2 separate regions of the Homo sapiens genome follow, and region 2 is linked to region 1. Evidence: chromatin loops called from intact Hi-C (ENCODE). Cell type or tissue: IMR-90. All regions are shown on one strand.

Region 1 (4,000 bases):
TCCTCTCTGTATCTCTTGTCTCTCCATTTTGTCTTTAGCCCTTATAGGTGTTGTTACTGGTACAGTACAGGTGGTACCGGTGATGCTGGTACTTAAAGCTGGGAAACCTGCCAGCCCCCAACAGGAACAGAGACTCTGTCCTCTTCTTTCCCTGTCCCTGAAGCATCTGGCCTTGTGCCTGACCAGTGATGAGTGCGCCATACTCAGGTCTTGAATCAAGGAGAAAAGATGGCTACCCTGAGTTCAGTCACTCTGTGTGACATTGCTTTATATACTGGCATGACATATGACCCTTGGTGAACTTTTACCCAAATAGCCCAATACAAAGGGAAATTGACTAAAAACCTTTAGGTTTTGCCTGGAGGTTTAAAGCTTTCTGAAAGCCTTGCTTTAATTTATACATTTATTCTAATTCTTGCATTCCATTTCACAATCTTTTTACTTTAATCAGCTTTGATTCTGTCTAGTACTGCCTCAAATGAAAACTGCCTGTGTTTTCTTCATCCAACACAGAGGATACGTTGGGGGCAGTCCAACTTAAAATAGAGGCTATATGGCATATGTGATATTCACTTTGTGTTCCCTTCCATTCCAGAGAGTCTCAAAGAGAGAGGCTATTTCTCCTCCACCCTTTACATCCCCAGCTGCAAATAAATTGCTTCACATTCAAGCAACTCTGTGTCAAGTGCTCCAGGGTAAGTAGCAAAGAAATGTCTGTACATATAAATTCAATAATGGTTGGCTGGGCGCGGTGGCTCACGCCTATAATCCCAGCACTTTGGGAGGCCGAGGCGAGCAGATCATCTGAGGTCAGGAGTTCCAGACCAGCCTGGTTAACATGGTGAAACCCCATTCCCACTAAAAAATACAAAACTTAGCGAGGCATGGTGGTGCACGCCTGTGATCTCAGGAGGCTGAGGCAGGAGAATCGCTTGAACCCGGGATGTGGAGATTGTAGTGAGCTGAGATTGCGCCATTGCAGTCCAGCTTGGGTAACAAGAGCGAAACTCTGTCTCAAAAAAATAATAATAATGGTTAAGGTTCACCTGAGCAGTGCTGGGGAGGCCGGTTTATATAAAAACGAGGTTGTAAATAACTAATTAAATTACCAATCTCTCCACCACTGCCTTTGTCCATCTTCAATTATAATATATTCCAGAAACACACTCCACGTCTCTCCCATGGCTTTATACACACCCTGCACACGTACACTGGGAAGGCCTACAGTCCAGTTTGACGTGTGTTCACACACTCCTAATCTAGCACAGGGCCTGGTGCATAGTTGGTGCACAGAGGTCAATGAAATCCCTGTACTCAACAGCTCTGACCAGTCATCAAGGTGGTCACTGTCTTGTTGGAAAGGCAAACACATAAGCAAATCATTGAGACAAGATGTGACTACAGGGACTGATACATAATCACAGTAGAGAGTTGGAAGGGAAAGAAGAGAAAGAACTCAAAAAACGAAAGAGTGTGGGGAAATGGCCAAAAGTTGGGTCCAGAGTGGATGGGATGAGGTCAAATCCTGGTTCTCTTACTAGCACAGTGCCTAAAACTCAGCAAATGGGAGTTATTGTTGTTGTTGTTATTATATTATTATTATTTCAACAGAGGAATACAAATAGGTTAAGGATGGGTCTGGTAACATGGCCTAATGCACTGCTAAGGAGAATATTTCATCATGTAATAGAATCAGCCAAGGTTTCTTTGGGAGAAACGGCCATCACGTCTCCTGTGTTTCAAATACTGTCCACAAGATGGCAGCAGTGGCCTCAGGTTCTCACCGGGCCTAAAAGGCATTCCATTCAGTCTGCATTCCATGGAACCCCACCCCAGACAGGCATCTCTGGGACATATTTTAAGTGGAAGGCGACCAGCACCGCATCTAAACGATGCCCTTCCTTCTGGAATGCTATGGAAATCTATGACTAGACAGACAAAAACGCTCTGGCCTTGGGAAACGCTGGAACTCACGCATTCATTCGCCCCTTCATTCCTTCAACAATTATGTACTAAAAGCCTACCGCATCCCAGTTATCCTGCAAAGGAATAAAACAGAAGGGCCTGCTCTCATGACCCATAGCGAGTCGCAAATCAAACAGTGGTAGATCACAGGAAGGAGTCTCTCATGCAACGAAAAATTACAAGCCTGCAGACTGTCATAATACAGGATTGAAGGTTAAGCAAAGGAAAACAGACCTTGTGACGGGATGTCCATATTGGCTCTGCTGTACATACGGACAGGAGTGGCAGGGAACTTGAAGGAATAGAAATTGGTAGAATTGGCCAGGCGCGGTGTCTCACGCCTGTAATCCCAACACTTTGGGAGGCCGAGGCAGGCAGATCACGAGGTCAGGAGTTCAAGACCAGCCTGACCAACCTGGTGAAACCACGTATCTACTAAAAATACAAAAATTAGCCAGGCATGGTGGTGCACGCCTGTAATCCCAGCACTTTGGGAGGCCAAGGCAGGCAGATCACGAGGTCAGGAGTTCGAGACCAGCCTGACCAACATGGTGAAACCCCGTCTCTACTAAAAATACAAAAATTAGCTGGGCGTGGTGGCGCACACCTGTAATCCCAGCTACTCAGGAGGCTGAGGCAGGAGAATCGCTTGAACCCGGGAGGCAGAGTTTGCAGTGAGCTGAGATCGCACCACTGCACTCCAGTCTGGGCAACAGATCAAGATTGCCTCAAAAAAAAAAAAAAAAAAAAGGAAGAAGAAAGAAAGAGAGAGAGAAAAAAAAAGAAAGAGAGAGAGAAAGAAAGAAAGAGAAAGAAAGAAAGGAAAGAAAGGAAGAAGGAAAGAAGGAAAGAAAGAAAAAGAAAGGAAAAGAAAAGAAAGAAGGAAAGAAATTGGCAGAATTAAATAATGATTGAGGGGTTTGCCCTTGCAAAATTACTGAAGTTCTTTTTCTCCCCCTCCTTTAAGCTAGAAATCTGGGCTGGCTAATGGAAGCTGCCACCTGGAATGTCTGGGGCAGCCATGCAAGGTTACATTCCAGGCTCCAAGCAAAAAATGCCAGCAATTTACCTTTTTGTCAACTGCAAATTAAAGTAATTTCCAGGCAGAGGATTTCTCCTGCTTGTGATGAGCACCCCAAAACACCAGGGCTGTTTGCAGTTACCTGGCTGCTCTGCGGGGGAAACAAACCTGAGGCTGAAGGCACCTCAGGGTTGGAATCAAGGAAAGGTTTGCTTGGCTTTTCTTTCACTGAAGCACCAAATCAAGTGGATACGAAGTGGGAAGCAGGGAGAATGTCTTCTATCCCTAGCACTTTCTAGAATGTGGGACAAGAGAGGCACTCAGCTTTAAATAAATAAAGAGAAGGCGTATCTGCACCTGCTGTCATACCCAGCTCTATGATGACAATAAGATATACTCATCATTACCAAGAGTGCCATGCCAGGCAGACATGATGCTGAGAACGTTACAGCCACTTATCACTGAATCCTAAGGTGAAATAATTATTGGCGTTTTATAGATGAGCAATTTGAGGCTCTGTGAAGTTAAATGATTTGGAGAAAGTCACAGGTAGTAAATGATAAATGTCGGATTTAAACCCCCATTTGTCAAATTCCTCCTTACTTAACCCCATACAGCCAACCCAAGGTAGAGGTGGTGAGAGAGCCATCTCCTCACCGGAAGACATGAAGGCATATTCATTCACTGACTGAACAACTAGAGAGCACCCACTTTTTTTTTTTTTTTTTTTTTTTTTTTTGAGACAGTCTTGCTCTGTCATCCAGGCTGGAGTGCCAGGGCACGATCTTGGCTCATTGTAACCTCCACCTCCTGGGTTCAAGCGATTCTCCTGCCTCAGCCTCCCGAGTAGCTGGGATTACAGGCACCTGCCACCACGCTTGGCTAATTTTCATATTTTTAGTAGCGACAGAGTTTCACCATGTTGGTCAGGCTGGTCTCAAACGCCTGACCTCAAGTGATCCGCCCGCCTCAGCCTCCCAAAGTGCTGGGATTACAGGCATGAGCCACTGCGCC
Region 2 (4,000 bases), 210 kb after region 1:
ATCCCAGCACTCTGGGAGGCCGAGGCGGGTGGATCACGATGTCAAGAGATTGAGACCATCCTTCTTAACATGGCGAAATCCCATCTCTACTAAAAATACAAAAATTAGCTGGGCGTGGTGGAGCGTCCCTGTAGTCCCAGCTACTGGGGAGGTTGAGGCAGGAGAATCGCTTGAACCTGGGAGGTGGAGGTTGCTGTGAGCTGAGATCGTGCCACTGCACTCCAGCCTGGCGACAGAGTGAGACTCCATCTCAAAAAAAACAAAACAAAACAAACAAACAAAAATCCTGAAGCATCTACCATCCTAAAGGCGTGAACAGGTTTCTAACTCCTCAACGTACCAGGGAGGGCTCAGCAGCAGTGAGAAATCTTACAGTGTGGGGCAGCTTCTGTGCTGAGGGTGCGTGGTTATGAATATTGCAACATGATATGTCTCACCCAGAAAACCCACCATGCAGTCCCAGGCTGAATCTTCATCCCTGTCTCAGGGTTCTAACTCGAGTTGACTCTACTTCAAAGGAAGGAAAGCTTGTTTGGTCAAATACCCGTGGAGCGTCGGTTTCAGGAATGTGACATGCTGTTAAACCACAGCCGTGTATGCTTGCGGCCGCTGAGATTTTTCAAGGATGAAAGTTTCACTTTTCAAAGAAAAACATGGCACCATGTAAGCTGGAGAAACATAAGGTAAATGGTGTCAATTGGCCCCAAGAAGTATTTCTTCCAGAGAACACCTACTACATGTACATTCCAGGGGAGGCTGGAGAGGTATGTGAAAATGGACTAAATGTATAAGATTAGAACAATGAGACACAGTTCCTGCCTCCCAGCACATTTCAGGAGGTGGAGACAAAGGACAGCTGGGATGGGTAGAGGACAATGTCAGTGCATGGGATTATGGGGACCCGGGGAGGACTGGGGAAGGAAGCAGGATGTGACCCCAGAGGCCAGGTCAAGCGAATGGTCAGCATGGGCAGGTTGGGGGAACTAGGGGTGGTTGGAGCAGACACAGGACCTGGAGCAGGAAACACCAAGTCACAGGGCAGGGGAGAGGTCCCTGGGCAGTCAACACAGGGCACTTGGTGCCTTTCTGAGGTCACATATCTGGGCTCCCACTTCCACATCTGCCTCTGAGGTTTGGGAGAATGATCACCAAAGACTGCTGAATGCCTCTGGAATAGGACGTGGGGATGTCCCATCTCCACAGCCCCAGGCATTTCAAAGTGGGTATCTGAGGAACTGAATTAATACAGAATCACATTTCGGAGATTCACAACTGTTTAATTTTGGAAGGGGGATGGGGGGTCATCTAACCCAAGCTCACCCTCCATGTCTTGATCTCTGTGGCGGCTTAGGTATCCAGCTTTGTATTTGGCTGCCTCTGTTGACAGAGAGCTCACTCTCTCCCTCTCACAAGGTAGCCTGTTTCATCACCAAAGGGCTGGAGTTGTCTCAGAATGTTTTCCTTACATGGCGCCAGCATCTCTCTCCTACTTTACCCTCCTAAGAGCATGCTCTGTCCCTCAGAACGGGTCTGAACCTGTGTTTACTACAGCAGCCCTTTGACTGTCTAAAGGAGCCACCGCAACCTCCCTATACGTCCCTCGTTCCTCCCTAGGTGCTTTTGTGCGGTGGCTCCCGCACCTGGTTGCGGTCATCCGAAGGCTGATTAGTTTGCCCGCGTTCTTTGGAAACTGTGCTCCCTGCTCCCTCAAAACTGACAGCGATTTTCCAGGTAGAGTGAAAGCAACATAAGCCACACGTGGGCAGTGTGGGGGCAATGCTGGAAACCTGGGCCGCTGACCCCATAGACCACCAAGGGTTGGCGGCTGCTTCAGGAACTGAAAGACGCGCAGGTCAGCCCAGCCTGGGATGACCCCTTCCAGAGGGGCCAGGCAGCCTTGACCAGACCTGGTGCTAAGTACTTGCTAAGCCCTGGGTGGCCTGTAGCTTCTCACTGTCCGGGGTAAAAGCAAGCCCTGGGCCAGAGTCTTGTACACTGGAATTCGTGGACACTGGTGGGGAAAACCACTGGCCTCTGAGCCTGGCATAGAAGGGAGAAGCCCGCCCCCTTGTGGATCTCTGGAGAGTAACAGGGTGCAAAAAGCACTGAAACCCCAACCGGAGACAGGGAGTCTCGGGGAGCAGCCACCTCCTCTCAGCGCTCCCATTTCACCAACCACCTCTGGGGACCTGCAAGAGAATTGATCTGTGCTGGCACGGGAGTGGTAGCAGGGGACATAAAAGGAAGCTAGGAAGTTGAGACCCCTGGATTATGTCTGGCAACAGCGAGTTAGAAATCGGGCAAGTGTTATTAGCTGTTTAAAAAAAGAAAGAAAAAAAATGGCATCTGGAGGTCTTTCCTGGTTCTGCCACTCCCTGTGTGGCCCCAGGAAAACTACAGTCTGTCTCTGGGCCTCCAAGGACCTTGCTAGGTAAAGGCTCCAATCCCTCTGAATGCTGAAGCCTCAGGCTTTCACATCTCAGTCCTGACAGTGGTCTGTGGTTGGTGGCAACACAGTCCTGATTGAAGAGAACATGGGAGGCAGCAAGGGCCAAGGGCATTGCGCAAGGGGAAGCAGAGGGCACCAGCTTGGTCGCCCACCCGCAGCAGCCCTGGACAGCACAGCACCCCTATCGCTACACCATGCTGCTAGGAGCCCGAAGGGTCATTTTCCAGAGTGAGTCCAAGAGGGGTCATGTCCCCTCCTTCCACAGTTTTGGCCAAATCTACATCATTTCTCCATCACGTGGACACCAGCCCAGAGGTGACTGTGCCATAAAACATACTTGACCCAGAGAGATGTGACCCAGGCCCATTGTCCAAGACAGCAGCCTTGCTCACATGCTTCCAGACTGCCTTTCCTCTGCACAAAGCACATGATCAAAGATTGTGTTTTTAACGTATTTTCAAGATGAATTCTTTGCTACTCTGTAACTGATCAGGATAATTGGGCTAAATCTAGCCCTGGGAAATGCAAACCAGAAGCACTTTCCTCGAAGCTCCCCAGATTAAAAAATGAATGATATGTTAAGATGGCTCAGATTTCCGACTGCACTACATTCGCAGAGAAACAGAGCCACTAAGTCAGCGAAGATAGTGTTTTAAAGGCCAGCTGTCCTCCAGAAGAATGAAAAGTATTAAAACTCTTTTAGATGGGGCACAGTGGCTCATGCCTGTAATCCCAGCACTTTGGGAGGCCAAGGCGGATGAATCACTTGAGGTCAGGAGTTCGAGACCAGCCTGGCCAATGTGGTAGAACCCCATCTCTACCCAAAATACAAAAATTAGCCAGGCATGGTGCCATGCGCCTGTAGTGTCAGCTACTCAAGTGGCTGAGGCACAAGAATCACTTGAACCCGGAAGGTGGAGGTTGCAGTGAGCTGAGATTGTACCACTACACTCCAGCCTGGGCTACAGGGCAAGGCTGTTTCAAAAAAAAAAAAAAAGCTGTTTTAAAATGGCTTTGTGCCGGGTGCAGTGGCTCACGCCTGTAATCCCAGCACTCTGGGAGGCCAAGGTGGGTGGATCACCTGAGGTCAGGGGTTCAAGACCACCCTGGCCAACATGGTGGAACCCCTATCTCTACCAAAAATATAAAAATTAGCCGGGCATGGTGGTGTGCATATATAATCCCAGCTACTCGGGAGGCTGAGGCAGGTGAATCGCTTGAACCCAGGAGGCGGAGGTTGCAGTGAGCCAAGATTGTGCCACTACACTCCAGCCTGGGTGACACAGTGAGACTCTGTCTCAAAAAATAAATAAAATAAAATTTAAAAATGCCTTTGTAGAAATTATCTGAAATAATTATGCCCTCAGTCTAGCATGCTCCTAGCTGGAAATGTCCAGGAAAAATGTTAGGGGTAGAAGAGTCATCTCTGCACACTATAGTACACTAAAGCTTTGGCTGAAACTACATAGCCTGAAATGTCTCATTTTTTAACGGCATTATGAGTTATTACATAAACATCCTTTAAAATTCAGAGCAGTCCAACAATAAGAA

What was found. Peaks named below come from ENCODE experiments on the same cell type or tissue, not always from the same donor. Only the 100,000 strongest peaks of a DNase experiment are listed, where the experiment ranks them.
Region 2: it touches region 1 in a loop (8-fold over the local background); 79 of 110 quality-filtered maps call a loop at or near these places.

What each region holds. Positions count from the first base shown.
Region 1 is chr10:93,286,989-93,290,988 of GRCh38, reverse strand. No RefSeq gene overlaps it. Among named protein-coding and RNA genes, the nearest start is that of MYOF, 190 kb to the left of the region's middle. RefSeq lists enhancers at 415-915, 916-1,416, 971-2,170, 1,726-2,499. In IMR-90, a CTCF peak has its summit at 1,753 (motif pointing right); a DNase peak (open chromatin) is centred at 1,878; H3K27ac peaks cover 187 bases.
Region 2 is chr10:93,078,520-93,082,519 of GRCh38, reverse strand. No RefSeq gene overlaps it. Among named protein-coding and RNA genes, the nearest start is that of CYP26A1, 6.6 kb to the right of the region's middle. In IMR-90, a CTCF peak has its summit at 2,070 (motif pointing left); no DNase peak of the experiment used is centred here; H3K27me3 peaks cover 207 bases.